6 separate regions of the Mus musculus genome follow, and all the other regions are linked to region 1. A link is a loop called in an ENCODE intact Hi-C map of the cell type or tissue named here. Cell type or tissue: left cerebral cortex. All regions are shown on one strand.

Region 1 (4,000 bases):
GTTTAAAATAAAAAAGGAAGGCGCTGGGTTTTTAGTACTAGAATCTAAAACTTATCGCAAGCTGGGCACGGTGGCAAACACGAAATCCCAAGTGCTAACCTGGGAGACCAGAGGATCAGGAGTTCAAGAGTCTCCTTGGCTGTATTCAGAATTCCAGATCAACTTATGATAGAAGGCCTTGTCTTGGAGTTACTTAGGGGTGAGATGGTTCAGTAGTGCGGGCCCTTGTCAACAGTCCTCACAACGAAAGTGGAACCCCTGGGATCCACATGGTGGAAGTCGGGAAGCCACTCCTGGAAGTTGTCCTTTGACCACCACACAAGTGCCAAGCATCATTGTCTCCTCATGAATAAAAGTTTGAAATTTTTCGTAAGAACTTTGTGAGTAGTTCTCTGACTTTATATTAATACTTAAGAATAAAATATATATTGCAAAAACGTAACTTTGGAATTTTGGGTGTGCTTGTGGTACACAGGCCTCAGACAGTCTCAAGTGATCCTCGGGTCCATCTTTTTCTTTTGTTATTTTTGTTGTTAAGCTAGGGTTTCTCATTGGCCTAGAGCTTGCCCAAGTAGCCCCTGGAGAAAATGTAAGCAACCTTTTTTTTTTTTTTTCTTTTCTTATCACTAAGGTTTTCCCTAACACAGATGTTCCCGTGTACCGCAGGAGCTGTATTTGTGAATGGTCTGACTCAGTTTTACTGTATGGTTTGATTTTTGCTCATATTGTTGAAGATTGGGCCCATCGCTTCACACATACACGGCTGAGAAGCAACCCTTATGTTTTTGTGTCAACCTTGATGTTTTTCTAAACTTTCCTTATTTTAAGCTTAAAAGTTTAGTTCGTGCATTGATTGGGAGGTTTTAGAATATACTGGTTTTTTTTTTTTTTTAAATATTTATTATATGTAAGTACACTGTAGCTGTCTTCAGACACTCCAGAAGAGGGAGTCAGATCTTGTGATCCGATGGTTGTAAGCCACCATGTGGTTGCTGGGATTTGAACTCCTGACCTTCGGAAGAGCTGTCGGGTGCTCTTACCCACTGAGCCATCTCACCAGCCCCCGAAATATACTGTTTTTATTTGAGAATTCCATGCGTTTGTACAATGTATTTTGTTCATCCACCCTCCATATTCCATCTCAGCTCTAACTGGACCCCCTCCTCGCTGCAGCTAGATCCCTACTTGTCTTCCTCCCCTTCATAACTCATAGCCAATCAGAGCTGCCCCTGTGCACAGGGCTCTGGAGCCATCCACAGGACCACAGAGCAAACTACCAGCAGCTACGCTAAAAAATGACCCCCCTTCCCTCAGCAACCACCAGCTGCCGGTAGGTCCTTCCCTAGGAGTGGGACCTTGAGGCAACCCCCCCCCCCCGCGCGCACGCGCGCCCCAATTCATTTTGGAATTTGGTTTCATTTTTGTGCAAGTCTTACCGGCAGGCAGCCACAGCAACCGGGTGCATGAGTACAGTAGCCAGGTCAAGTTCGACAGAGCATTTTACTCCTTGGGATAGAGTATTGACATAGATGTCCAAGTTTTATGGCTGAATACACCTTTTTTTTTTTTTTTTAAGATTTATTTATTATATGTAAGTACACCGTAGCTGTCTTCAGACACTCCAGAAGAGGGCGTCAGATCTCGTTACGGATGGATGGTTGTGAGCCACCATGTCCGGAATTGAACTCATGACCTTCCGAAGAGCAGTCAGCGCTCTTAACCGCTGAGCCATCTCTCCAGCCCCCACCTATCGTTTATTCTTAGCACGGTGAAATTTGAGTTCACATTAACTGTTGCCCACTACAAACAAACAAACAAACAAGCAAGCAAGCTTTTCAGCCGAGGTGGAAAACAGATACATTTGATACATTTACGGTGAGAGTTGCTGGCACGGCGGCACGGAGCGGAATGTGGAAGATCCCTCCGGCTCTAGCAGGTTCCATGTTTTGCTGTGTAGGGAGGGAGGAGTGAAAACTGTTTTTTCTCAGCAGCAGCGGGGTTCTGGTGTGGGGGAGGGCGGGGAGGGGGAGGTGTAAATCGGCGCTCCACTGTGGCCCTGCAAGTCTGAGAGGAGGCAACATAAGTTCTACGGGAGTTGGAAAAGTGCAATTTTAAGGAATTTTTTGTTTGATACTATGAACAAATGTGTTGCAGAAAAGTTGATTTAGAATTTTTTTTTAAAGCATACGCATGCGTTTATGTAGGAGGTATTTCCTGGGTTAAAATGGTCTCTCCCTAGCAGTGTGGTTTGGGCTTGTAGGAGATCGGAAGTGGGACAGACAACTTTGGCCCTGGTTGGCTGAATGATGATGCTATGTCTCACCACTAGGGGTCAGTCTCTTGCCTAATGATGGTCAGAGTTACCCTGCAGAAGCGGTCTGAACTCACCCGCAAGTAGCCAGTGACCAAGAAGTTCAGGATTTTATCGGTGTTCATCTGTGTCTCGATTTTAATCGACTCAATATACTATACAAATTGATCTTCAGAATGAAATCTAAGTTATTTTGGAGTTTGACTTAAGTAGGATTCTTTCCCTCTGTAGGTACTGTAACTCTATGTTATCTTTATGGACTATGAGTGAGAACCTCCTTTGTGAGGAAATATATGTGAGGGTTTAAGTATGCCATGTTTCTCCTATGAAGAAGAATATTTCTAGTTGATAATGAAACTAAGGTGGGCAGAGGCAGCCACAGCAGGTACCTCTAATCTCAGTCTGGTTAAACGAGGTCCTGTCTCAAATCAATATAAATAAATAAATACAAATAAAATTAAAGTTGACTCGGTTATTAATGTGCACAGGAACTTAGTTATATCAAACGTTACAGGACATTAAAGTGGTGTCCTTTATTGATTTAACCTATAAATTCAGACACTCAGATTGTCATTCATAAACATGATTTAGCAGGGGCTATAGTGAGGCCCTAATTTGAATCCCTGGGACTGATAGAAAAATAACCAACTAAACAACCATATGAAAACAATATGGCTTAAGCTGACACTGATTAAAAGCACTCATCGCTCTTACAGAGGACCTGGGTTCAGTTCCCAGCACCCACATGGTGGCTCATGACCATTTGCAATCCCAGTTCTAAGAGGTCTGACGCCCTTGTCTCACCTATGTACCTGCCATTCATGGGGTGGACATATATAAAACAGTCACACTCATTATATATATATAAAACTTACCAAAAAAAATCCCACATGATTTTAGAAGCATTGGCTGGGGTTTTAAATGTTTAATCGTTAAGGCGTGTGTGCGTAGGTGTGGGCTTGAGCATGCCGAGGTGTGCATGCAGCAGTCAGAACAGCCTGCAGGAGGTGGTTCTCTGCTTCACTGTGTGTTTAGGGCTAGAACTTTGGCAGCCAGGCTTGCCTACCCGGTGACTTGCCAACTGGGCTACCGCGCTAGTGGTTGTGTTAATAGTAGGTAAGTGCCGGGCAGTGGTGGCACACGCCTTTAATCCCAGCACTCAGGAGGCAGAGGCAGGTAGAGTTCTGAGTTCGAGGCTAGCCTGGTCTACAAAGTGAGTTCCAGGACAGCCAGGGCTACACAGAGAAGCCCTGTCTCGAAAAAAAAAAAACTTAGTTGGTAAATGTGAGATGATGGTGTGGAGGGTGGAGGTAAATGGTTTAAACCAGCTGCCAAGAAAGGATATTTGTCTTCCTAACCCTGCTGATGATTATTTCTGCTGCTTCTCAATTCAAACTGGTGATTTACTCCATTGCCCAGAGTAACTGACTGCAAAACGTGCTGCTTCTCATCAGCAAAGCTGAAGATTTGCTGTGTTGTTGACACCACTTTGTGATCAGCACTTTGTGTGAAGAGTCAGTGGAAAATACGAGCCGTGTCCCCTTACAGAGGATTCTCGAAAGCATAAAAAGTTTTGTCCTTTAAAAATGAGAGTAGCGGGCTGGAGAGATGGCTCAGCAGTTAAGAGCACTGATTGCTCTTCCAATGGTCCTGAGTTCAAATCCCAGCAACCACATGGTGGCTCACAAC
Region 2 (4,000 bases), 83 kb after region 1:
TGGCTGCATGACATCTGAGGGTATGAGTCTCTCCTAGACTTACATGCTAACAAACATTGAACATTGTGTGTATGAATGTGTGTGTGATGTGTATATGGTGTGTGTGTACATGTGTGTATGTAGTCTATGTGTGTGTATATATAGTGTGTATGTGTATATGGTGTGTGTAAGTGATATGTATGTGTGTGTATGTATAGTCCATGTGTGTGTATATATGTGTGTACAGATAGTGTGTGTGTAGTGTGTATGTGTATATGGTGTGTGTGATAACATGTGTGTGGAAGCCAAGGGATACTCTATGAGAATCAATTCTCTCCTTTTACCATTATGCATCCAGGAATGAGGCACGGTGATGAGTATCTTTGCCCATGGAGCCATCTCATCAGTCCACAGACATTTACAAATGATTAAAGTATCTCACACTTAAATATTAAGAGAATTTCCTATTTATCAAGACACCTTATGTTTCTTATTAGCAAATGTCTAAGAAGCCCAAAAGAACCTGGCAGTGGTGGTGCATGCCTTTAATCCCAACGGTCTGCTTCCCAAGGAGAAAGAGGCAGGCAGGTCTCTGAGTTCAAGGTCAGCCTATTTGACAGAGTGAGTTACTGGACCGGCAGGGCTACCCGGAGAAACCCCGTTTGGAAAAACCAATGAAACGAAACAAAACAAACAAACAAACAACGACAACAACAACAAAACCCAGCAGCAGCAGCAACAATGGCAGTAGCAGCAAGAGAACAAAACACCCTAATCTCACTGCTCAAAGGAACTATTTGTTAAATTGTAGTATGTATTCTCCGAATATGTGTCGATGGATTTTAAAAAGTCCCCGATTGTACAGATGTATTGAAATTATTTTTAGTAGTGTGCACTTTGAATATGATAGTGTGGGCTGAGATAGCTCAGTGGGGAAGAGCGGCTGCTGCTGTTTCAGGCAGCAGGGTTCAGTTCCTTGCATTCAGGTCAGGAGGCTACAAGTTCCTGTAGCTCTAGTTCCGGAACTCTGGTGCCCTCTTCTGGCCTCCTTGGGCACCTGCACACATCTGTGCATACATGAACATAAGACGTACACAAATACACTTAAAATAAAAATAAGAGGATATTTTACAACATATCTAGTGTTTTTTTATTGGATATATTCTTTATTTACATTTCAAATGTTATCCCCTTTCCTGGTTTCCCCTCCGAGAACTCCCTATGCCCTCCTCTCAACATATCTAGTTCTTAATTGACCCTTTATTGAGATGTAAATCACAAAACCCATTAACTGATTTTTTTTTTTTTTTTTTTTTTTTTACAAATTTCTTAGATAATGTTACAGAAGTTGGGTCAAAAAATATGTGTATTTTAAATCTTTTGGCTCTAGCTTGTCCAACTACTCTGGAGAAGAGTTTGCCAGGGAAGCTGGTAATATTTTGTTAACACTTCTTTGCCTAAGTTATTTTATTTTATTTTTTTTCGAGACAGGGTTTCTCTGTGTAGCCCTGGCTGTCCTGGCTGCCTAAGTTATTTTAAAGTCGTTTTTAACTAGTAGCAATGGGAGTCTATGAGCGCCCTCTAGTGGCCAACTTAAGTTTTGCAAGGATTTTTCTTCTGTGGAATTAAGCTTGGCGTGTAAAATCTTCACAGAGAGCTATCTTGGCTGTTTAAAGGTCTTTTTCTCAGCCAGGCTTGGTGGTGCATGCCTTTAACTTAAGCACTTGCAAAGCAGAGGGAGGTGGATCTCTGATTTTGTGGCTAGCCTGGATCGAGTTCCGGGACAGTCAAGGCTACACAAAGAAATCCTGTGTCCAAAAATCAAAGTGAAGACCCTTTCTTGTAGTTGGAGCAATAAGGTGCTTTCATTTCAAACTCTGATTTTGTAGTGGGTAATGAAATATTTTAAATTTCTGTTGTGTCACATAAAAAAGTGCCCAATTTTGGGGCTGTAGCGAAAAGGGAAGTGGGGAACAAGGAAAAAAACAGTGCCCATTTTTAGTAACAAATTTAGAACCAACCAACTAACCTTTTGTTGAACTAGTACTTATTGATCACCCACTATGGTTTTACATATTATCTACTTCATGTTCGCACACACACACATACACACAGAGATACACATACATACACACATATGCAGACACACACAGACACACATGCACATACATACACACTAACACACACAGACACACATGCACATACACACACACACATGCACATACATACACACTAACATACACACAACACACATGCACATACATACACACATACTAACACACACAGATACACATGCACATACATACACACAGACACACATGCACATACATACACACTAACATACACACAGATACACATATACATACATACACACTAACACATACACACACAGACACATGCACATACATACACACTAACATGCACACAGATACACATATACATATATACACACTCACACATACACACACAGACACATGCACATACATACACACTAACATGCACACAGACACACTAACACATACATACACACTAACACACATACATATACACTAACACAAACACACAAACACACATGCACATACATACACACTCACGCAGACACATGCACATACATACACACACAGACACACATGCACATACATGCACACCCCCATGTGTTGTGATGAGGGAACAGCTCTCTTGGGTTGGTTCTCTCCTTCTATTTTATGGGCCCCATGATCAAACTCGGGTCATCAGGTTTGGCAGTGTGTGTCCTTACCTGCTGTACCATCTTGCAGGCCTAGTATCCACTTCTTCTTTTTAATTCATCTCCTTTTTAAAAAAAGATTTATTTATTTATCATATGTAAGTACACTGTAGCTGTCTTCAGACACCCCAGAAGAGGGCACCAGATCTCATCACGGATGGTTGTGAACCACCATGTGGTTGCTGGGATTTGAACTCAGGACCTTTGGAAAAGCAGACGGTGCTCTTAACCACTGAGCCATCTCTCCAGCCCTCATCTACTTCTTAATTGTCTTGTTTTGGAGGTGGTGTTCATGACAGGTTTCTAATAACCCTGCAGTAATGTCTCCTTGGTTCTTGGTGCCCAAGCACTCAAGATAACCTATTAAAGTAGAATAATGGTTTGCGTAAGAAACAGAAGGAAGAAGTTACAGACATGATGGGCCATGCCTGGAGTCCTAGTATAGAGAGTCTGAGAAAGGAGGATTGCCAGTTAGAAGCCAGCCTGGCTTACATAAGGAGACTCAATCCTGGAAAAAAGCAAAGCAAAGAAGATACAGAAAAAGCCATCAAAAGCCCCTCTTCCTATTCTTTAAAAACAGAACAGCTATGTAGTATTAATAACAGAATTTCTTGTTTCCAAAGACTTGTTTTTGTTTTAAGTTATGTGTGCCCATGGATGTGTGCACACGTGGGCAGGAGCATTAAACTTCCCCAGAGCTGGGTTACAGGAGGTTGTGAGTTCCCTGATAATGATGCTGGGAACAGAACTCAGGTGCCCTGCAAGAGCCGTAAGTGCTCTCACGCTGGGGCCAGCTCTCAGAGTGTATTCTTTCTAAATCACGCACGGAGTGAACTCCCCGGAGCATGTGATGCTTTGGTCACGCTATAACACATATGTTTTCAGTAAAAGGTTTAAAACTTGACCAACTGGCCATTGTACCAGTGTTCTGTGGAGCTAAGGACAATCCTTGTTCTTACTGCCTTTAGCTATGGGACCTAACGGTGGGACTTTTTGGATTGTTTTCTCATTTTTCTACCCAGGACTCACATACTTTATTGTTATCAGTTTCTCTAGGGACAAATCCCCTGGTCAATGGTCCATGCCCAAGTAGTTAGCCCTATACTTACGAGAATACAGGCGTGTATAGAAGATGGCATGAATCTGGGAGGAAGCTATTGGGGGAACATGGGAGGAATTGACAGAAGGAGCGGTAAGTATGATAAAAATGCATTGTGCTCGTGCATGATAAAACCTAAAAAAAATGACAATGAAGGCGTTTGAAGAAATGGTTTC
Region 3 (4,000 bases), 64 kb after region 1:
TCATTTGTATGGCAGCAAAAGTGAAGATTATATATTAATACAAAATTTTCCATTTCCAAATGAATGAAAATGTATGCTTCTTTGTACTTTTCCAGTGGGCTTGGTAATAATAACCTGTGTAATTTGAGCCTGTGGTCAGTCTACCTGTATTTCTAACAGTTGCATACTTTCCAAAGCTGCAGTCTGTGGTGGAGAGTACCTGTGTCCATGGTATGCAATATTTCAGGCTCAGCTTAGATACAGAGGTAATGTTTATGATACAAAGCTATTTTGTATCCTTCTCATTACAGACTCTTGGGAAGCCGGTTGTTAATTTGTTCAGGTTGTAGAGTGGGTTTCTTCTGTTTCCTCCTAGAGGAATTTGATTGATGGAATGATAGTACCACCTCCCTAACAAACAGTGTGTGTGTGTGGAGGGGAGGGGCAGCCTTTGCTGTGCCCTGATGCTGCACACAAGAAGCAGTTGTAATTTGTCTTTCTGTTTAAGAGTGACTATCTCTAGATTGTGTGTGTGAGACTTCAGAAAATTAAAATGATTTCTGAACTTTTCCTGTTAACAGTGGTGTGGAAGTACTCATTCATGCTCACGAGGAAAATGGATTCCACTGATGTACGTTGGTTCCTATGTAACTCATAATCTTCTTGTACAGTTTTATATGTAGTCTTACAAAGGTCTTATGAAATTTATATAATGGATTTTTTTCTTTTAAATTATAAAATACTAAATATCTTGAAGATTATTTTGGACTTTTGTATGTTTAAATGTTATCTTAAAACTTGCACGAATGGACCATTATGACTCTTTAATCTTAAAATCAGGAATTTACAGTCAGCTAAGAATATGTGGTAGGTTAACAGTCCACAATTGAAGTATCTGCTACTAGCAGGAATTTTAGATGACAAATGAATTCCGTGATTTGGGGAAGGGCAGCCTTTGCACTTTTCTTTGTTTTTGTTTTTTGCACATAAAGTCTGATGTTTTTATCACCGAATTTCACATTAGCAGATGCTTGGCTTGAAATTTGCTAGGGAAAATTTTCGGGGAACTTTGTAATTTTTTGGTTTTGTTCTGTTTGGCCACCACTTTGCAGGGATCCTCTTGCCTCTGCCCACAGTACTGGGTCGACAGGCCTGAGCTCTGCCACCACCGGCCCTGTGCAGGTTTTAGGGATGTTTCTGAAAGCAGCCCTGGCATTATCTTCTGTTGCGTGTGCCCCGGGCTGTCTCATAGCGCTACATGCACTTGAGATCTGTGCTTAGGAACAACTTGGAGTTTGGCTGTCACTGTCCTCCATGCGGTAAGACATCGGAGCCCTGGGTTATCATACCTGCTTATGGTCATACTTTGTTTCATAATACTTGTTTAAAAGATACTTTTCTACTTTCCAAACGGGAGTTTGTTTTCTAAATATATTGTGACCTTACTGTGGATTTATTCTACTCTGCTCTATAATTTAGTGTGGTGACTTCTGTAACCTTGGGAGAAGCACGATAGGTGGCACAGGGACCATGTATGTCATTGTATTTAGATCTGGAGGGAGGAAGCCACGGGCACCTGTAAAGCCGCCTTAGCTTAGTAGTCAGTCCATTGTACCCCAGCTTGGCTGCGTGGGAGGCACACTCAAGGACTCGCACCATTTATTTTTCTGACAGACTCAGAAGTGTTCTGCTTGGGTGCTGCTTATAAGTGTGATTCTTCTAGTCTTGAAACTTGCCTCGTGACATTGTTGAGCGGTAGTCTTCACTTTCCAGAAGATGAAATGATGTGCCATCGTTTTCTGTCTAAACTTCCTTACAATTTTTAATCAACTGTAAATAGCATATCTACTGCTGTTGAAAGTAACTTTAATTTACATTGCATCATATAGCTTGAAAACCACCTTTGACATTCTGTAATACCCCACAAGTGACCTCTGCTAAAATATCCAGATGAAGCTTACTTCGTGCATGCTCATTCTGTGTGCTGGTTGCTCTCGTAAGGTTGGCTTTGGTGTGAGGTCTCGTGTGCTATGCCAAGTTCACTAGGCAAGCAGATTTTCCTTCAGAGTCCATACTCTGTTTAGGGAGGAATGAGACCATTTATTCTGAGAAACTATGTTTAGGAGTGGAAGAAACACAGCGTTAGCTTTCATACTGAGCAAAGACTGACGTTGCTATGGGTGGTCTCTCTCTGTGGTCCAGACTGAGGGCTTTGCACCAAGTACTTAAGTGTGGAAGCTCCTGTGCCATCAAGGAGGAGTTTAAACAAACCACCTGCCAATCACAGCTGAGACTGAGCACCGAAAGATTCTACCAACTTAGGTTTGGCTCGGGCTTTAACAGTTTTGAAGTATAGTCTTTAGCTTGAATCTCTTGTGTTTTTTGAAGATAAGGATGTTTTATGCTTCTTGAGCTAATTTTATAACATATTTAATATATAACCTGTTTATATGTAAAATCTTTTGTACAGGGGTGGGAAGGAGTAATGAAAAACCTGATTTGTACATAGTGAAGTTTATGTGCAGACCGAAGTCAGTGAACCAGTAACTGAGGTGTTTGCAGGCTCTCCACATCCTTCAGAGTCCGTGAAGCGCCCAGTCTGTGTGTCTCTGGTTCCTGTCTGCAGAAAAGCAAAATGAAAAGGAAGCACAAGTAATAGGAACTGTGCCCGAGGTATTTCCCTAGCAGGAGCTGCAAAGCTGGTCCTGGGGGTCTGCATCCCCTCTGGAAGGCCTGCCCCACATGCCGTGCTCTGAGTGAGGAGGGAAGGATGTGTGTTTTTGTTTGTTATGCATTTACTCTTTAGGGCAGGACGTTACAAACTGATGGTAAATTGTGTTCATGCTATGTACATGTGCTCCTGAACTTGGATCTACTTGTTAATGGTTCCATGGAAGCAATCAGCAGTGTGTGACATGAACTGCTGCATTATGTATTTACTTGTGGAACTGAGATATGTAAACAGAGCTTACCTTTTTTTTTTTTTTTTTTTTTTCTAGTGTAAAATACTTAAGCATTTCCACTATTGGAAGAAAAAACATATATGGACATTTTGTATTGTATCTTGTTTAAAAGGACAGTCTTTTTTAATCTTCCCACTTAAATGGCTTTTAAAATATATAATACAATTTGAAGCTTGTTTAGAAATAGGATTAAATGTCTTATATAGTGCTACAGTTTTGGAATTAGAAAGTGATCAACTATAAAACATTTTAAAATTAAGCCCAGAAAACAAAATAGTGTTTAAAGTTAGTTTAGTATAAAAGAAATTTATAAGATTTTTTTCTTCAATATAAGATACCTCACTTGAGAATAAAGAAAGCACAGCACATTTAAAGTAATTCTCATGAAAACCCCATTAAAATAATTGCTAAACCTAGGACATCTTTTGAGTTGTTAGAGTTTGGGATAAATGTAGTCACCATTAGTTTCTCTGCTGGAAGGACTTACCTTGGTAATTTTAAGGCAGTGTAATAGTTCAATTATTCCTCAGTTTCTAACCTGTGAAGGCAGTAAGTGAATGGTCCCTTCTGCAACTACTGAAACAAATTAGCTACATTGAGCATAATTGATAATTTTGCCAATGCATATAGTTTTATGATTAAAATTGCTGTGGTTGGTTGCATTACATGACACACAAAACTGTCCTCTACCTCACGTGAAATAAATATTTTATATGGTTTTACTAAAAAAAAAAGACTCATCTATCTGGTTACTTAGTTTACAAATTTTGGATTATATTTATTGAAACATGACATACTGTGCTCTTGGCTTATACCTCAATTGTATTTTGAGATGTTTGCCATTTTCATGCCTTGTACATAACTTGTATAGATTGGATGATATTCCCAATAAAAACTTTTAATGCCAATGAAGTTTGGTTCAAGTCATCTTGATATCAACTGCTAACTTTCCTGTTCCCCTACGATGGACATTTTCCTTTCATTTATTTAGCAGGTCTGTTTCTATGTGTGCGAATGCCTGCATGTGTGTATGTTTACCATGTGAATGGCTGGTGCCT
Region 4 (4,000 bases), 470 kb before region 1:
TCATGAATTCAAAGAAGAAACTGAGCACCTTACCAGGTGAGGTTGTACATTGTGGCAAGGTAGGCACTGAGTAAAAATTGCCTATTCACCTACAGAAAATTACTATCCAGAAAAAGGACACACTTTGCAGAATAGTCAACTAATTATCTCTGCCAAGACAAGGTAGCCAATCCTTCATATTCTGCATCACAAAGGTCTGCCAGGTGATCCCAGGCCAAACAGCCACAATGTGGTGCCCCAACATGTTGAAAATAGGGGTCTGTGTAGGTAGGCAGCTGTCTCTACAATTTGTTTCAGTTCTGGAAGCTGTGTTAGGCATCCTATATTTTCAGGTAGCTTTTATGTCACTCTTGGGATTCTGGTGGAATTGAAGACTAACCATAGACTCTTAACCAACCCAGGCTATTTTAGCATTGAGAGAATATATATTTGAGAAGATGGCTTTCAGATAATATACAAGCTAAATCAGGACATAATCGGTATAGAATTATAAGCCTTTTTTAAGTTAGAATAGTTGGCAGAGAGCTTTATTTAATTGACAAAATGATAGACTGAGTGTTAGGTGTATCTTAAACTTTATAAGTTACAGGATGGTAATAGTTGTGCTCAATTTATATCTGAGAGAAAAGATCCTTTTAATTGGACAAAGGGGGAGAATGTAGATTGCCATCTATAAGCAGGTGAGGGCAGGTGAAAGATAAGACTAGAGCCTGTGATTGGGCAGTGGAAAAGGAAGGTGGGCTGAGAGTTTTACAGACAGGACAGAAACAGAGATAGACAGGGGTGGGGAGGGGGAGGGAGAGGGGGAGGGGAGGGGAGGGGGAGGAGGGGAGAGGGAGAGGGAGGGAGGGGGAGGGGAGAGGGAGAGGGAGGGAGGGGGAGGGGAGAGGGAGAGGGAGGGAGGGGGAGGGGAGAGGGAGAGGGAGGGAGGGGGAGGGGAGAGGGAGAGGGAGGGAGGGGGAGGGAGGGAGGGGGGGGAGGAGGACGGAGGAGGATGATGGAAAGGAAAGACAGAACTTATAAGAGAGGAAGATGAGCCTGATTCATGTGGCTTAAAAGAGTCACAGGTAGCTATGGATATCATAGAAGAGCAATAGAGTAGCATAGGGCAATTTGCCCCATCTAGGAGTGCAGCTTGTGCTTATATCAATTGAGTTTTGAGTTCTTTGTGTGGGCATTTGGGGGGTTGAGAATTTACTGATATGAATCTGACTGGTAAATTACAAGCCTCTGGAATTTTCTTTATACAGGGCTCAGGGTTTAGAGTATGTTGTGGCAGACTAGCCAGAGGGAACTGATGTCTGGGAAGGCGTGTGTGTGCCCCCAGCTAACTGCCAGGAAATTGAGTGGACTGCCACGTGGGGATAGTCATGGGGGCTGGGAGACTGCTGCTGGTGGGAGAGTAACCAGTGATAGCATGGATTGTTTTTTAATAATTACACACTGGGTGGGGGGTGGGGGGGGAAAGAGGACAACAGTTCATTGAAATCCCTCCAAGCAGCCTTTTACATTCTAGAGCAATAGTAACATTTGAGCATAATTATCATCTACAATAGAGCAATAGGTGATGTGATGGATATTTTTAGTTGTCAACCTGATCATACAAGGAATTAACGAAAACATCTGTAAGGGATTCTTCCTTAATTAAATAAGTTGAACTTGAATGACCCACTTTTAATCTAGGTCTTTTGAGGTGGGAAGATCCATCTTTAACCTAGGCCACACCTTCTCTTGGCAGCCGTTTTAAAGGAAGTCCTCTCCCTGGCAAGTTCCTTCATTGGCATTGGAGCCTTCTTCACGATTCCACCTTATACCAAAGACCAGCTGAGACACCCAGCCTCATGGACTGAACAACTACTGGTTATTGAGTTATTGGGCCTTCTCTTGGTAGACAAACAATGTTGGACCACAGCCTGTAAGCCATTCTAATATACCCCTTTCCGGATGGAGAGAGACAGACAGACAGACAGAAAGAGACAGAGACAGAGACAGAGACAGATTGATTCTAGTTTTCTAGAGAACCCTCACTAATACAGGTAACATTTGTCATAATTATCATCTATAAACAGTTTTCATATATGTTGTTGGATGAATTCAATAGCCCTTTCTTACTCCAATATTATGTAGTAATTTTGCCAAAATGTTTGTAATTTTTCTTTGTAGTGCTTGTAAGACATTAGTTAAAGTGAAGTTTTTAAACCTAGGAAGTGGACTACAGTGGGCTTCTCTTAAAATTTAATTTTTTGTCCATGGTGGCCCATCCCTATAACCCTGTCCTCGAAAGGCTGAAGCAAGATCACAAGGCAAAATAAGCCTAGGTACATACTAAAACTATCTCAAACAAACCTTAAAAGGTTTGAAGTTTTTCTTCCTTCAACAAAAGCCATTCATAGCTTATGACTATCAAGGCCCAAAACTGGTAGGAATTTTCTAAGTGTGGAGACTCTAAATTACCACTAGATGGAGCAAGAGCAAAAGACATTTCTATTTGCAGTCCAGGAACTAGGCCGCTGTTTGGGGCTAATCTTAAAAGGACTTAATGGGAGACAGGCAGGAGGCTGAGGAGCTCAAGGCTAGCCTCAGGACTGGGAATGTTTGCTTAGCAAGCACTAAGCCCAGCACATCACGAACCTGGGCATGTACTGTGCACCTTTTAATATCAGCACTTAGGAAGCAGAGACTAAAGATCAAAGTTCAATGCCATTCCCCACTGATCAGCAAGTTTGAGGCCAGTCTGGACTACATGAGGCTCTCCAAAGGGGGAAGAGGGTTTAGGGGCCAGCCTAAGTGCAGCCAATTGCAATCCTGTTTGAGCTATAAACACAGTGAGTTCTAGACAAGCCTTGGCTACAGGCTGGGAGTAGCCTTCAGACCAGGGAGTCTGGCATAAACAGCAAGGTTTTCAGAGAGACTGCACTAAGGTAGACAGTGATTTGTTAAAACAGCAGCTTGTGTCTGAACACAGCACACTGGGCCAAACAGTTCCACGTGTGAGAGGTTTATTAGGAGAGAGAGGGAGGGAAGGAGAGAGGGAGGGAGGGAGGGAGGGAGAGAGTGAGAGAGAGAGAGAGAGAGAGAGAGGGAGAGGGAGAGAGAGAGAGAGGCAGAGGCAGAGAAAAAAGTTTAAAAAAAAAAAGAGGAGGAGCACAAAGAGTTGTTACTCGGAGAACATGTTCCAGTGACTGGTCAAGCTGGTACTAGAGCTTCGTTCCTCCCGTATCCACAGGTCTTCTCCACAAATGCTGGCAAATTCTCAATCCATTACACGGAGCCAGAATTTTAAAGCCTAAAAAGTAATTTCCATGTTTGTGTGTGTAATGCACAGGTGTGTATGGGTGTGTGTGAGTGCAGATGTCTGTTCTCACCTACTGTTGGCATCAGGACCTCCCAAACCTATGACTTAACATAGGGGACAGTTCGACCTACAGACCTGTTACCAAGACAACAGCTACCATATTCCCAGAGTCCACTTGGCTCACCTCCCACCTTTACCTGCCTTGCATCATTTTCCATATAAGTAAGGGGAACGCCCCTCCCTCCCTCCCTCTCTCTCTCTCTCTCTCTTCCCCTTCTCTTTCTGCCGTGTCTCTCTCTCTCTCTCTCTCTCTCTCTCTCTCTCTCTCTCTCTCCCTCCCTCCCTTCCTCCCCCTCTCTCTCCCAATAAACGTCTCACACGTGGAACTGTTTGGCCCAGTGTGCTGTGTTCAGACACAAGCCGCTATTTTAAAAAATCACTGTCTACCTTAGTGCAGTCTCTCTGGAACCTTGCTGTTTATGCCAGACTCCCTGATCTGAAGGCTTCCATTTGCCACCTCCATAAGAGCATGTGCAGCACTGTGCTGGGCTCATAGGTTTACACTACCATGTCCAGCCTCATGTGGGTGCTGCGGAGTAGAACTCAGGTCCTCAAACTTAAACAGCAAGTTTTTTTTACCCACTGAACCATCTCCCCATTCCCAGATTGTACACACACACACATACACTTTTTTTTTTTTTTTTT
Region 5 (4,000 bases), 56 kb after region 1:
TTTGAATGTGCGTATTGTGAGTTGTGACCAGAAGTAGCAGTCTTTAAGTTTCAGAGTGAGACATAGCACTGTGGGAGCGCTCTTAGTAGAAGCTGAGCCTTAGAAATGTGACTGCTTGTTCTGCAGCCCTATCAAGTAGACAGAAGATTAGCCAAAGGAGAGCTGGCTGTGAAGCCCAGTGGTTAGAGTGTTTGCCTAACACGGACAAGGCCCTGGATTTACTCCCTGGGTTCTGTCCCTTGAACCATATTCAACAAAGAGAAACCATCTTTTCCTCTCAATAATGTACCTTTCTATGTACTCCTACAGACAGATACACCATCGGGAATGGAATTGCCATCATGGTATCCTGTTATAAAACAGGAAGGTGACCATGTTCCCCAGACACATTCATTTTTACACCCCAGGTGAGTGAGCCTTCTTCATTTGTTTGCTTGTCCAGTGGTGGTTTGCTTCTTTGTTTCTCAGTTGGCTTGTTTATCTGTTTATTAACGGATGCAATTCTGGGAATTAAGACTTAAGTCACCTCCCTTTAGGTTTTCCTTGTTAACTAATTACCTTTGATGATTCAGAATTGTTTTAGGCAAGAACATTGGGATTGAATGCACCTTTTGTGTGTGTATATAAAACTTCTATCTTGAAGTAGAAATTGAATAGTTTATTTTATTTACCTTTAAGAGGTAAATTGACTCTTCAAGAGTTGAAAGTGTTACTTTGCTTTTTGTTTGTTTGTTTGTTTGTTTGTTTGTTAACCCTGACTGGCCTCCTTATGTAGCTCAGGTTGGTCTCAAACTCAGAGTTCTACCAGTCTCTCCCTTCTGAGTGCTGAGATTAAAGATGTTTACCCCTGCATAGTAATTTTAAAAACAATCGGTTGTGAAACTTGGAGATTTTATAGTAATTACATCCTTCACAATCAAGAGCGTATATTTCAATAAAAATCCTAGTTGTCAGTCTGAACCGTAAAATTCACACAGCACACAATCACCATCATACAGTTTCTTAATAAGCCTTTTGGGCACTATTAAGTCCATGAAAGATTGTTTAATTTTTAATTAGAATACCAAGTGTTCAGACCCAGAAATAAAGAGTAGTAACATAGGTATCCTACAAAGAGAACGTGGGACATCGGCCTCTTCTGCCTGCACTTGGGACCCTTTTCCTTCTGCTGGGTCGTCTTGTCCAGCCTGGATGTGAGGCTGGTCTTATTGTAGCTTGTTATACCACGTTCAGTGGATACCCTGGGAGGTCTGCGCCCCCCACCCCCTTTAAAGGAAAATAGAGGGGGAGTGGGGACGAATTAGAAAAAGAAAAAGAGAATGAGCTGTAAAAGGGGTGGCAGTGCTAGATAAGGGGCTGCCTCCTTTCTTGGAAGGTTACCTAGATTTATAGATCAAACTGTGTTCAATAGTTCAAGTTTGTTATGTGAGACTTACAGATAACCCAATAAGCTCAAAGTTACACGAACTTTGAGAAAAATCAGTAGTTGTCCTTTTTAGCTTTAATACTATTGCTACTTTATTAATACTTTTAGGAGATCATTCTATGAGTTTTGATGCAAGGGCACTATTCCCAGAACCTGTTCTCTCTCTGAGGTAGATATGGTCCCTGAGACCTCACCAGCCGAGCTGCAGAGACTCCAGAGCTTCATGCCTGTAGTTAGTTGAGCTTTGAGAAAGGGTCTTACTATATATAGCCCAGGGAAGCAGGCCTGGAGCTTCCTCTGTTGCCCAGGCTAACTTTGAATTCGTGGCAGTCCTAAGTCTTGGCTTATAAATGTGAGGTATCATACCTGGGTGTTTCATGCTTTGAATTGTCAGGTGGTTTGTGGGAAAGGGGAAGAGACTCACTTTTGCTTTCTAATTTTTTTTTTTTTAGTGTTTGAAATTACTCTCAAACTATCAAAAATCCCTCAGTTTTACTGTCCTTAAGTATGAACTTTGTTTTCTAAGAAATCTTTTCCGTGGCCTGTATTCTTTGTATGTTTACATTGGTTATTCTAGTAGCTGAGAACTGAGGTCAGAACGACGTCAAGTCTCAATTCAAATTTCAGTATGACGTAATGTGTGTTTGTTTTTCCTTTCTGCCCCAGCTACTACCTGTACATGTGTGACAAAGTGGTTGCACCGAATGTGTCGCTCACATCTGCTGCGTCCCAGTCTAAAGAGGCCACCAAGGCAGAGACAAGTAAGTCCACCTCCAAACAGTCAGAAAAGCCTCATGAGAGTAGTCAGCATCAAAAAACAGTGTCTTACCCAGACGTCTCACTTGAGGAGCAGGAGAAAATGGATTTAAAAACCAGTAGAGAATTATACAGTTGTTTAGGTAAGTATTCAGAAGTTATATTTTTAAAATCAGCTAGTTAAGAAACCCATTTATTCAGTATTTTTAAAGCATTTTATATTTAAGGCAATTTCCCCTATAGAACCACAGCTTTTACTTTAAAACGGTTCTAACTTTGAAAACTCTGGGTGGTTTCTCTGCACCTCGGTTGAGCTTTCTAGAATGCTGTCAGCCTATGGAGGGCCATGAGAGGGCGGGGAACAGCTTCAGTGCAGTGATGTCTCACTGCCTCCTTGGTAGAATCCCATAGCTTTGCTGTTTCTCGTTTTCCTTCTTGTTTTGTTTTTTTTTCCTGTGAACGGAGATGCATGCCACTTACCTGATGTTAATTGTATTTAACATTGGACTCGTGGTTCAAGACAGTAAAGCAAGGTTGGGACGGGCAGATGACATTGGTGCTGGTGCTGGCTGGTACCTCGGAGAAAACTTGCATGTTTCCTATGCTTTCTCAAATACTGTAGACCATAGGAGAGGTGTGCATGAAGATAGACCCTGGGCCATTGGCCTTGCTCAGTGCAGTGCAGTGGAAGTAATTTAGCATCCCCACGGGTCTCCATCCTGTAGTCCTGCTGTCTCCTGTCTTCATACAGTGTGACAGCTTCCTGTATTTGAGTTGTTATTGCTGTGACTCAGTTTCCTCTGAATTGAACTATGATAGTAATGATTCATATATTATTATAACATTTGCATTCTGTTTGACTTCTAATTAATTTTTTTAATGATAAAAAAGAAATGTAAGGGATTGGCTTGATGGCTCAGTGGTTAAGGGCACTTGGTGAGGACCTGGGTTTGGTTCCTAGCACCCACACGGTGGCTCACAACTTACCTGAAACTCTAGTTTCAAGGGACCCAATTTCTTCTGACCACTGCTGGTACCACATGTGTGTACACGTGATATGCAATATACACCACACAGGCAAAACACAACTAACAGAAACAAAACCAAAAAAACTTGACTGAGGTACATTTGTGTACAATGTGATTGTCTTTAGTGTAACCGCCATGTCGTGAACAGCGTCACAGCTCTTTAGTCCCAGAGCATTGTCCTGGCTCCTGTACTGATTCCTGCCACCCTCCAGCAGTCAGCCCTTCTTCCCCTTTAGCTCTGTGACTGTATGTGGTCTTTATGGATATGCCTATTCTGGACAGTGTAGATAACAAGAAGGACAATGTGTGGCTTTGAGGGCTGACTTCTTTTACTAGGATGGTTTTCTCTACTGTGTTTCTGGCAGGAACAATTTCTTTTAAGAAAAGAACTTAAAGTTTTCTGTGGCTATGTGTGTTTTGTGTAGCCCCTCTTCAGGCAGTAGATGTTTTGCATTGTATTCCCTGTGCAGTTATTATGAAGAATACTGCCAGCTTGTATGCAAGTTTTAGAGTGGACATACATTTCCAGTTCTTGTTAGTCTATATTTAGTGTTAGAATGTGTTGGGCTGTATAACTGCTAATCTTTCGAGAGACTGTTAGGCTGTTCCATAGTAGGTACACGGTTGTGAATTTCTCAGCAGTCCACAGAGGTTTCCATGTCTGCACATCTGTCAACACTTGGACCTGTCTATTCTGAGTACAGTCATTGCAGTGGTTATGATACAGTGTCTCGAGTAATTTGGACTTATGACTGATGAACGTTTATAAAAATCATACATGATTTTCTGG
Region 6 (4,000 bases), 550 kb after region 1:
ATTTTATTTATTAAATTTATAATTTATATATTATTAACTTACATCCAAATCTGAAAATTTTAGTAAAATTGACAATCTCATACTGTCCTGGAAGAATGATCAATTGACTTTTTAAAAAGTTTAATAAATATTTATTTATTTCTGTGGTTGTGTTTGAGTGTGTGTGGGTGTGTGGATGTGCCTGTCTATCTATCTATCTATCTATCTATCTATCTATCTATCTATCTATCTATCTATCTATCTTTGTGTGTAGACATGTGTACCATGGGATGCTAATATAGGGTAGAAGACAACTCTTGGGAGTTGGTACTTTCTTCCAACTATATGAGGCTGGAAAATGAAACTCAGGCCCACAGATTTGGTGGCAGGTACATTGCCCACTGACCATCACGGAGACCACATTAGAGGATGTTAAAACCCTTCCAGATACAGTATCTATGCTGCTCTGCACAAGATCAAGTCAACATGGTCAGCCTACCTTCCAAAGGACTCACTAAGAGGGCTCAGCAAGTCACAGAATTGGGAGAGGAGACAGTAAGATGGAAGGGGTGTGTTGGAGGTCATGAGAGGACAGAAAGGCATTGGTGTGGATATGATCAAGATATGTTGTAAATGTGTGTGAAAATGTCAAAGAATAAATCAAAGATAGTCTTAAAAATAAAACCCTTCTGGAAACCTCTTTGGGGAGGGGTTATCATACATTACCCCACTTCTTCCACGTGCAACAACAGACCTAAGAATTTAATCTAAAGAAGTAGTGAGTTTTAAAAGACCAAGAGGATAGTCCTAAGGCTGACTGTGAGTGGTCCCTTTGTGGTGTCCTCTCATTTAATCCTTAACACTGTGGTGGAAGAGGTGTGAATTTTCTTCCACAGAAAAACAAACAGAGGGGCAAAAATCTGCTGCTGTGATCTGCATTGGGTTGGACAGTCATCAAAGATACTCCAGTCGGTCCAGGAAACCTTTAGGGAGGTAAGAACTCACTAGAATGCTGGCACTCAGTGCTCATTAGAGACGCATACTCCACGATGAGAAAAGTGTCTGAAGAAAGGAAGTGGTTGTTGCCTTGTTGGGAGAAATAGGGAGCAAAGCAGTGGCTCTCAACCCTACAAAGCCACAAATTCCTTCTTCTCTATTCTGGACTTCATATTTACCTTTTATCATCCAAAATCAATGCTTACACATGACATCATTGATTTGCATGCATATTTATTAGCTTAATCTAATGTACTGGACTGTTAAATAAGAATAAAATCATTTAAGCAATACATAATATTTTTTAAAAATGTATTTAACACAAAGCACTCCAGGCTACCACATCCTATGTAGCTTGGTCCTGGAAACCTGACAGAAGTGACCCAGGAATGAAGAAACAGCAGATACAGAGAAAAGCTAGAATCAGGTGGCATGTGCTCATGATGATGGAGGGGACCTACTATGCAACCCAGAAACTCAATGTGTTTATTATGTAGCACAAGGTTAGTCAGTATTGGCAGGAGGTCTCTTGTAGGGGTGTCCTGTAGGCAGATATTCTTTCTCTGACTACTTGATTTTCAACTAGATGTATAGGATAGAGACCAGGATGCAAGTGAAGGTGACTCTGAAGGTTGACTTTTAGAGACAGTCGGAAACTAGGAGTCATTGTTACCTGTGAAGATTCTACCAAGGGAAGGATTGCAAAGGCAGATCACATCTGTGCGTTTACTCTAGACTAGTGATCGGCAGCAGTCTCCAGAGCCAACACACTTAGGTCTTAGAGCTGGACACCTGCAAGTCAAATGCTAAGCCTAATATTTACTGTCTGTGAGGCTTTAGGCAAGCCCTTTGAATTCTCTGATATTTCTTGGCTAGAAAACAAATGAGAAATATTAATAACCTACTTCATATACCTGAGATAGAAACTAAGAAAATATGTTTGGAAGAGCCTGATAGGACTATAAAATCCTGGAATAATACAACTAGTGTCTCTCATTATTCCCCATTAATTATTAATTATTCTCATTATTATAGTGACTCAAGACATTTTTGAAAGGAGTCAAAGGCAAAAAAGGAAATATTCTTAAATCTGCAGCAAAGCCAACCAGATGAACGACTCGAGATTCAAGTGTCTGAAATAACATGGCTATTCTAAAAAACTTTAGTGGCACGCACTTTTATAAACAATTCTTTCCTGTCTCTCTTCAAAATTAAGTCTCAACCATCTTCTGCAGCACAAAAATGTGCTGCAGCAAAGCTATCCCGCCATCTAGTGGCAGAACGTGTAGTTGCATCCCCTGTGTGTCCTGGAGTAATCATTACAAAATGTTAGCAAAATGGCATGTGCAGGCAGTCCGCACAGGTGAACATATTTTCATGCCATTTTGGATGCCTCCTTTTTGTAGTTATATGGGATTAAAATACCCTATATGGTTCTTTTAAGAGCTTCTCTTTTCCGTGCTTTGGACTATGACATACTCGTTTCTTCCCTACCTGACCATCAGCTACCTAAGCTCATGTCCACTCCCTGGTCCCCGTTTGCCTACACACCGGAACCTAAACGCTTAACTTTCTGATTTGGAGAATCAGGGAAGGAAAGGGCACTAGAATTTATCAAAACGAGGGATCCTGTACCGTATCTGAGACCCATCTAAGAATGTTAAAAAAGAAAAAAGAAAAAGAAAGAAAGAAAAAAATATGTCTGATATATTCTTGTACACTTTATCAGGGAGAGGCCCAGCTTGAGTGCTTGGAGTGGTTTCATTGTGCATCTTGGATTAGACCAAAGTAAATTCCAAGGCAGCAGACATCGTTTGCACAGAGGAAACCAGAACCCACTGCAGGTGAGCACATCTGTTGTCAGGGCGTTAGAGTCTCTGACACCAAAGAAACATTAGTTTGCCCATTTGCACAGTAGGGATCTTTCATACCATTACTTTAATTTTAAAAATTGATTATTATTTTTACTGATGTGTAAGTACCTGTGTGTGGGTATAGGGACTCGTACCAGTTTGTATCCAGAGGTCAGAGGCACCAGATCCCCAGAAGCTAGAGATCATGAGATGCCAGGTGTATCTGGGAACAAAACCCAGGTTTTCAAGAGCACTGTGCAATGAGCCATCTTTCCAACCTTCTACCCTATTGTGTGTAAAACTTTCCATATATATATTTTTTTTTCAAAGCTCAAATTCAGTGATGTAAGTTTGTCCTCATTTCTTAATCTAGAAGTTAAATATGTAATCAATTTTATCTCCATCAATGGTTCATTTCTCTCTATGTCTCCACAAACATTACATGGTCTTGATTCATGTTCCTGGGTAACAAGTTTTGAAATTGGGCACACTGTTTTCTCCCATTGTACTCCAGTTCAATATGTTTTCACTGTTATGGGTCCTTAATATTTTCATCTAAATTTTAGCATTCACAGTTTTTTCGAGTGAAAATGAATGGGCCCTTGTTTCCTTAGGGAGGGCTACCTCTCCCACTTTACACATGGTGGGGGTAGGGGAGACACTCCACCTGCCCTGTCTACTCCAGAGTCATGCCACGACTGGATTAAGCTCATTGGTTACTCTCAGGATTGGCTTTGGGAAGGACACCTGGCCTAGTTCCAACTAAGGAGACTTTAGCCCTGAACTTCCTTTTTGCTTGTCAGATTGTTTTTTTTTTTTTTTTTCTTTTTAATTGTGTGTTCATTTGTTTTGTTTTTGTACTGTTTGCAATTTATTGGTGCTTAGCCATTGAGAGACAGAAAAGCAGCTAGGAGATAGCTTGACACTTCCAGCTACATCCACATATTCTGTAAAACACAGCATTTTTCATAAAACCTGCCCTGCAGACACAGGCATGATAACTGTGAAGCAGCAGAGCAATAAGACGAAGCAATTCAGAATTCTGTCTGAGCACAAAATCAAGAATGCTGACACACCCACAAAAAGAACAAAGTATATTCCTTCTCACTCAATATAAGGAGCTGCAGTTGTTTCAGTGGGATGGCCTTGGGGACTGATCTGAGGTAAAATCT

What was found. A loop is a pair of places that touch in the nucleus more often than their neighbours do. Peaks named below come from ENCODE experiments on the same cell type or tissue, not always from the same donor. Only the 100,000 strongest peaks of a DNase experiment are listed, where the experiment ranks them.
Region 2: a loop joins it to region 1, with 9 times the contacts of the local background. A loop is called at or near these places in 41 of 42 quality-filtered maps.
Region 3: it touches region 1 in a loop (3-fold over the local background); 41 of 42 quality-filtered maps call a loop at or near these places.
Region 4: it touches region 1 in a loop (4-fold over the local background); 9 of 42 quality-filtered maps call a loop at or near these places.
Region 5: a loop joins it to region 1, with 5 times the contacts of the local background. A loop is called at or near these places in 14 of 42 quality-filtered maps.
Region 6: a loop joins it to region 1, with 4 times the contacts of the local background. A loop is called at or near these places in 16 of 42 quality-filtered maps.

The regions. Positions count from the first base shown.
Region 1 is chr3:31,055,153-31,059,152 of GRCm38, forward strand. No RefSeq gene overlaps it. Among named protein-coding and RNA genes, the nearest start is that of Gm33641, 2.4 kb to the right of the region's middle. In left cerebral cortex, CTCF peaks have their summits at 1,627 (motif pointing right) and 2,326 (motif pointing right); DNase peaks (open chromatin) are centred at 1,274, 1,725, 1,918 and 2,305; H3K4me3 peaks cover 1,175 bases.
Region 2 is chr3:31,137,663-31,141,662 of GRCm38, forward strand. No RefSeq gene overlaps it. Among named protein-coding and RNA genes, the nearest start is that of Cldn11, 10 kb to the right of the region's middle. In left cerebral cortex, CTCF peaks have their summits at 1,008 (motif pointing left), 1,564 (motif pointing left), 2,826 (motif pointing right) and 3,025; DNase peaks (open chromatin) are centred at 969 and 1,572.
Region 3 is chr3:31,118,724-31,122,723 of GRCm38, forward strand. It overlaps Skil (SKI-like), which reads left to right. Exons shown (of 7, transcript NM_001039090.2): 7 at 1-4,000. Among named protein-coding and RNA genes, the nearest start is that of Skil, 26 kb to the left of the region's middle. In left cerebral cortex, no CTCF peak of the experiment used is centred here; a DNase peak (open chromatin) is centred at 1,622.
Region 4 is chr3:30,590,038-30,594,037 of GRCm38, forward strand. No RefSeq gene overlaps it. Among named protein-coding and RNA genes, the nearest start is that of Actrt3, 7.8 kb to the right of the region's middle. In left cerebral cortex, CTCF peaks have their summits at 2,456 (motif pointing right) and 3,866; DNase peaks (open chromatin) are centred at 2,534 and 3,851.
Region 5 is chr3:31,111,316-31,115,315 of GRCm38, forward strand. It overlaps Skil (SKI-like), which reads left to right. Exons shown (of 7, transcript NM_001039090.2): 3 at 310-407; 4 at 2,093-2,187. Among named protein-coding and RNA genes, the nearest start is that of Skil, 18 kb to the left of the region's middle. In left cerebral cortex, no CTCF peak of the experiment used is centred here; no DNase peak of the experiment used is centred here.
Region 6 is chr3:31,601,183-31,605,182 of GRCm38, forward strand. No RefSeq gene overlaps it. Among named protein-coding and RNA genes, the nearest start is that of Gm33886, 83 kb to the right of the region's middle. In left cerebral cortex, a CTCF peak has its summit at 2,256 (motif pointing left); a DNase peak (open chromatin) is centred at 2,254.